2 separate regions of the Homo sapiens genome follow, and region 1 is linked to region 2. A link is a contact called in ENCODE Hi-C or POLR2A ChIA-PET data. All regions are on one chromosome and are shown on one strand. Each heading gives the region's core, a stretch centred on a gene start or an enhancer-like site at or near the end of the contact. The rest is flanking DNA. Distances are from core to core; before and after follow the strand shown. Region 1 holds the start of CHN2-AS1 (CHN2 antisense RNA 1). Region 2 overlaps CHN2 (chimerin 2).

The links. Hi-C counts contacts between places; a loop is a spot of excess contacts on that map. ChIA-PET counts read pairs that join two places held with the same protein, here RNA polymerase II (POLR2A).
Region 1: a map of A673 shows a loop between it and region 2 (2.4-fold over the local background). The contact joins the promoter of CHN2-AS1 here to the enhancer-like site in region 2. A Hi-C loop is called at or near these places in 2 of 168 maps with a recorded cell type or tissue (A673 and PC-3). POLR2A ChIA-PET finds 5 or more read pairs at or near these places in 2 of 52 experiments (HepG2 and activated CD4-positive, alpha-beta T cell).

Annotation. Positions count from the first base shown.
Region 1 is chr7:29,207,133-29,210,453 of GRCh38, forward strand. It overlaps CHN2-AS1 (CHN2 antisense RNA 1), which reads right to left and starts at 1,838. Exons shown (of 3, transcript NR_120522.1): 1 at 1,681-1,838. All of the region lies in intron 1 of CHN2 (chimerin 2), which reads left to right.
Region 2 is chr7:29,283,999-29,287,433 of GRCh38, forward strand. All of the region lies in intron 1 of CHN2 (chimerin 2), which reads left to right. Among named protein-coding and RNA genes, the nearest start is that of CHN2-AS1, 77 kb to the left of the region's middle. Within about 2 kb of position 1,538, at least 4 of the 41 ENCODE cell types and tissues checked have a DNase peak (open chromatin) inside an H3K27ac peak, as active enhancers do; they include PC-3, where a contact is called at or near this core.

The DNA of each region.
Region 1 (3,321 bases), core at 588-3,087, 77 kb before region 2:
ACTTTAAGAAAGCATAGAAATTGATATTGTAAGAAAGAGAAGGTGAATCAGTCATAACGTGAGCAAACAGAAAATACAAACCCATAGGTTAAGGCCTTCCTGGACAGGATGCTTGCAATCAGATGGGAGGCATTTCAATCCCTACTCACTGATAACTTGCTCAATACATGGGGGTGCCCCTTCTCTTCCCCTTTTCATTTCCACATTCATCTTTTTCTGCAGCCAGCCCCTGACCTTCTCAGATAGTTCCATAGAGACTTGCTCTCTAGGGCTGGTTAGTTCAGCCTCCACTAGATAAATGCCTCCCTTCCCCAGTATCCCCAAAAGGCCATGGCACCCTCCTTCTCACTGAAGAATGAGGGAGAGCAGTAGGTCCCCTCTGCTAATGCTGGACAAAGCAATTAGTGCATTTCTTATGACTAGTTAATTAGCTTTTTATCCAGCTTTTTAAACTCTGGCCACAACTCTATGGCCTCGAAGTAGAGTGTGAGTCATCCAGGAAGCAAGTTTCTCTACTGTGTGCCTGATGCTCCTGAGTATTATTCGCACAGTGATGTGTCTGTGGCTGCCTCCATATGCCCCCACTTAGATGGATGCTTGTACAGACGTTTCCAAGGATATCATCTGCTGGCTCTTTTGTTGTTTCTAATCAAAGAACCGACACCCTTTGATCACAACAGATCACGGTATTGTACTACAAAGACTTTGTTAGAAAGACTTAAATTTTACACGCTTGTAGCTGTCACAGAGGTTCTGACAGTATTTACTTTTACCCCACACAAGTAAAGAAAAAATGCATTTGATCAGATCACATGGAAAATATGAGTGATTATAAATAGTAAATTTTCTAGAACCATGTATTGTTCACTGTAAGGAACCTAGTCAATGAACATTTTTTAATACTTGCTGGTTTTGAGTGCCAGGTTGTTGCAAAAGTCCTCTTCTTCCTCCCAAGTATAGAGACTCCTCTAGGTAGATAAACTTTCTGTTAATTGGAGGAAGATTGGCCCTGTCATGGAATTAATGAAGCTAAAGACAGACGTCTTTGGGGAACTGAGTCCCTGGGTAGCCACTTTTTGGGCAGGCTTCAGTATCCAATGGCCTGCGTGAATGTATAGGATGGCTGGCTCCCCTTCAAGTTGTTCATGGCCTTTCCTCCTTTTTCCCATAGGACACCTGAGACAGGCACCCCCACAAAATACAAATAAATGCCCCTTCACGGGAGTGTGAAGACAAAGCAAGTACTAGAACTTCTTCCTTAAGGTCTCATTCAGAGTGTTTTCCTGGCAACCCCTAGAGGAAGTGGGCACGGGCTACAGTGACTCTGTTGTTCTGTGTCTTCCCTCAGGTGAAATCTGGCCACCCTGGGCACCCTATGACAGCAGCACACGTGGGGATGATATTGTGCCTTGCGCTGGCCTCTGCGGTTCCCCTGACATATCAGATTTTAGACTTTGCTCCTCCTGCTTTCTAATGTCACGGGCTAAGCCATCTCTAACAAAAGACTCACTGTTCCTGGGACCTGCTGTTCACTCAAACTTTTCTCATGCTAACACCAACACATATAACACATTCACACCTCCTCACATCCTGACCAGACCATTCCAGGATGCAATTATTGTAAGGATTAGGACGTTTCACCGCAAATACAGAAAACTCTAAAACAAAGTGCTGAGGTACCGTGGTTGTAGACACTGCAGTATCTGGCTCTGTCTCCTTCTCTTAGCGCTGCCCTCTTGGTCGGGGGGCCTTGTCCTCAGCCTCACTGTCTTTACAGGGTCAAGATGACAATAGCAGTCCCCTGGGATCATATCTGAAACAGAGAAGGGGAAATCTCTTCCTCCTCACCCTGTGGAAGATAAAAAAGACTTTCTCAGACACACCTGCCCCACCCCCACCCCCCAGCAAAGTTCCCCTTGCCTCATTGGCTACAGCTTTGTCATATGCTTAGGTGTGAACCAATCACTGGCAAGGGAATAGGATTCCCTGGATGTACTTAGTCCAGTTGTGACCCCCTTCCTGGAGTGCAGATGGTCCAGCCTCTCCTGAAGGGGTGAGGAGGCCTGAACGGAACAGGGTTCTGTTAAGGGGGAAGAGGGAACCAAGAACATCCGCCACAATTATGTCATGAATGTCCTCAGCCCTTAGAGTCTCTAAGGCCACCAACAAAACACTGAGAATTCCAAGACGCATGGCCTCTCATAGTCAAAAAGCTTATTATAGTCTTAGTTGAGAGCCAAGCAATTAGTGCAACTATTCACTTAGTAATAATATCACTCCCTGAAAAAAATGTTCTGCTAACCTACTACATTAAGATGACTGACAACTCATATGTTGTTTTCACTTGTTAGTGCTTTATGGTTTGAAGCACTTTGTTTTATGGTTATGAAAAAAATATAAATCCATTAATTTAAAACTGGATAGAGTCTTTAGCTCTAATGAGAAGTAGGACAGTGAGGGTTGAAGGTTTTGATTCTTGACAGGCTTTAACATCCCTGCGCCTGATGTAAGTTGGAACTATATTATTAGAAAGGCAGGGAATAATAGTAGATGATTCAGCCCACTGCCGCTTGCTATGGGAGGGAATTTTTAAGGCTTTCATTTATGAGAAATAGTGATCATTAGCAGTTCTTTGTTTTTAAAACAGAGATTCCTACAAACGGTCAAGTCCAGTGGAATAAATGTATTGGTGCCTAATTGGAGAAATAATTTCAGGTTATTCCCAAGGAAAAGGGAACAGGCAGAGGGTTTTGGAGAGCAGATTCCTGTTTTTCAGTTTTGTGATGGGCCAGGGTGCGTAAAGATCACTGGATGAGGGGTCACGTGACCTAAGTCTATGGTAGTTCTTTCTCAGCATTTACTTTTTGTGTGTCCAGGGGCAAATTATGTTATCATTTTGTGACTTTGATGCTTATGTGTAGAATTATTAGTTTGGCCCAGATCATCTCTGAGGGTCTTAAAATTTTATGATTTTTCTGATCTGCCTGTTTCCTCTTGCCAATTTATGGTGCCTTGGTGGTCCCCCAAGGGAACAACCCTCTTGTGTGTAAATCAGTTACACTCACATATACACATATTTCAAATAGCAATTACCAGTGGCATCATTTGTTCCAGGCACCCAGCCTGTAAGACATGAGGACTGTTGGGTGTCTGTACCGTAATTGCTTTTCAGTCTTCACTCTTAGTAAGCCCAGAGGTAGTCCAAGTATGCTCCAAGGCGGTATCATACAAGCCTTTTGGAATGTGACCTACACTATGAAACCCAGCACGTACACACACAGGCACACACACACACCCCACACACACACCGTGCACACACCA
Region 2 (3,435 bases), core at 288-2,787:
CAGGTTCAAGCGATTCTCCTGTCTCAGCCTCCCTCCCTGTCTGTAGCTGGGACTACAGACATGCGTCACCACGCCTAGCTAATTTTTGTATTTTTACTTATTTTATTTTTATTTTTTGAGACGGAGTCTGGCTCTGTCCCAGGCTGAAGTGCAGTGGTGCGATCTCCCCTCACTACAACCTCCACCTTCTGGGTTCAAGCGATTCTCCTGCCTCAGCCTCCCAAGTAGCTGGGATTACAGGTGTGCACCACCATGCTTGGATAATTTTTGTTTTTTAGTAGAGATGGGGTTTCACCACGTTGGCCAGGCTGGTCTCAAACTCCTAACCTCAGGTGATCTGCCTGCCTCGACCTCCCAAAGTGCTGGGATTACAGGCATGAGCCACCACATTTGGCCTAGGCAAGCTCTTTAAAAGAGGCTCCAGGTTTTCCCTAAAGAAAGATAATTGAAGCTCCAGATTCTTCTGCTGACCCTGAAGAACCAAACAGCCTGTTGTGAACAGCCTATGGGAAGGGGCCACGTGGCCAGAACCTGAGAATAGGCTTAAGGTTGCTCAGAGTGGTCCCTGGCCAACAACTAGCAAGGAAATGGGGACCTCAGTCATCAGTCTCAGCGAAGTGAATTCTGCTAACAACCACATGAGTTGAGAGGAGAATCCTGAGCTCAAGAAAGGAACACGGTCTAGCTGACTCCATGATTTCAACCTGGGAAACCTGGAGCAGAGGACCCAGCCAAGCCACACCTGGACTTCTGACCCACAGCAACTGTGAGCTAGTGAGTGGGTGTCGTTTTAAGCTGCTAAGTTTGTGTTAATTTGTTCTGTAGCAATAACAGATGAATGCACAAGGATCTGAACCTCGTGATTCTGGCTGCAGAGCTCACATGCATCCTCCCTTCTCCAGGCAGCCTCTTCAGAGACGTCATCTCAAAAATCACTAAATCCTGGAACTTCAGGGTTGAATGGGGAACTTTGATCTAGCCCAGTTGTTTAATCAAACTTTTCCTTTGCAGCAGATGGCCACTGTGCAAGCAGACTGGGGGAGCTGCTCTACTTGCTGTGGGGTGTGTGAGCCGCTTCTGTTCTTTGCACTCCTCTCCTTGAGGAATCTCTGGGGAACACAGTTTGAGAACCACTGATCTGATCCAACAACTCATCTTTACATTTCCCTCTACAACATCCTGACACCTTGTTCCTTTGGAAAGTCTTCTGTGGCATTGAAATCTGGCTCACCGTAATTCCCACTATTGGTCCAGGTCCAGTCATAGGTGATACACAGAGCAAATGGAACTCTTTTTCCATAGGAGAATGCATCACTCATTAAAGACAGTTCTCACGTTTCATGGAAGCCTTCTATTTTCCAGACAAAACATCTCCATGACCACAAAGGAGCTGCCAGTCCCTTCTCTCCTAGTGTTTGCCTGTGTTTCTCTTAGAGTCAGGTCAGGAACTAAGCACAAAATTTTTGGTGTGGTCTGCTTCACATAAAATACGGCAAGCCTAGCATAAGCCACAGTCTAAATATTCTGTTTCCATGAATGCAGCGTTAGACCACATTTGCTTTTTCGCAACCACAATGCAGTGCTGACTCATACCACACGCAGAGTCAATCAAAATTCCCTTTTCACATATGTGGTTGCTAGGGTATGTCTTCACCAACATGTACTTAGGTGTGTTTATTTTAACCTGAATACAGGCTTCACATTCATCACCATTGTGTCTCATCAGGGATCTGGTGCATATCTTGGATGATCCTGATTATGTCATCCAACAATATTGCTCTTCTCCCTAGCATCACCTCAACTCTCAATTGGACAAATATGCCATAAATATCCTCATCGGAGTTATTGACAGAATTTTGGAACCAGACAGGGCTGAGGTCAGAGCCCTCTAGCACCATATTGATGACTATTCCCAGTGTTTGGGTCCTTCAAAAACTTACAAATCCAACTAATTGTATCATCTAATGGCAGTGATCCAACTCATAAAGGTACCACCAGAAACATAATGAACTATTTCCTGGCCGCCAAGTACAGGCATTAAGTCCATTTCTCTGCCTTCCCAAGCCAGGAGGTCACTAGAGCTCCTCCTGCATGCCCACAAACATGTAGGAGCCTCTTTTCGAGGATGTGCCTCATACCCACCCTTTTATAGTTTGCTCCTCCTTAGATAAACACCATTCCCCCCCGCCCCCCATGATTCCATTCTCTCTCATCTTTTTTTTTTTTCCCCTTACTCAGATTCCCTTGGGAAAAGGTAAAGACTACTTAGAGGATACCAGTGAACCTTGGAGTACCTAAATGACTGTGGCAGGCCTCATCTTTATTTCAGAGGAGGAATCTTTTTGGGGTATCTTATCATAAGAAATAGGGTAGGGCTCCAGTGTAAAAGTCAGGACAAGTTGCATAGGTGGGAGGGGTGCAGGGAAAGGTGGGGTCTGCATGTGGGGATGGGGTGGGGAGGGAGATGAAGGGACAAGGCTGTGTTTACCTCTGAGGTTTCCGTGGGGCAGGGGCGAAGCCAGCGTCTTCTGCAGCCTTACCCTTTCTTCCTCTCATTTCACCATTTCTCTACCAGCCACACCTTATATTAAAACAGAGGGTAAGGGGAAAAATAAGACTTGCTTTGTAAAGTGGGGTCATTGTTCTTGACAGCACTGCTCCATGTGGCATCTTGGGATGGATGAGTTCCCAGATCCACCCTAAAGTGGAGATGCTGTGATTCCACAATTCCTTTAGAGAGACCATAAAGCCCATATGAGTGGGCTTGGTGGAGATAGTCTGCGATTATAAATATATCACAAGCCTGTCTTGGTTTATTTTTTCATATACCTTTCTCCTTTATTCACATTCATTTATATAAACGTGAAAGTTGCCATGGGTCTTATAGGATACCTATGCTACCTGAAGACCAAGAGCTTCTGTTTGATCATTGAAAAAGAAGTGTTTTAGTTGTGGTTAAATTTGACAGTGCAGCATTCACCTAGTATTCATTTACCATCTCTAATAACTATCTCCCTTCCCCTGGGGATGGGGACCCTTTTCTTCTCCTGTATTTTTAGTCCATTTGTTTCTGGTGGAGTCCCCTCTATGCTCTACTTTATACGGGTATGCAGCTTAGGTCTGGCCAATCAGAACCTTATATTCTCCCTTGTTTGATTCAAGGCACCAAGAGGGCAGAGAGACTTTTGCTGAGTCTCCTGGCAAAAATACGCTTGGTCTTCTTCACTGAACTTTTCAGGTTTTGAGGCTCAAGCCATCTGAGCCACCTTGCCCCCAGGAAGTGGGGATCTGAAAGAGGATGGCACTAACACAGAGAAAGTGGAGATGGGAGATGGAGGCAAACTGAACTCTGGGGGCATGAGGGGGAAGTGACTACATTCTAGACTCAGCCAGATTTCTTGGGTTTGAATTGTTCTGCCACTTACAAATGTGGTC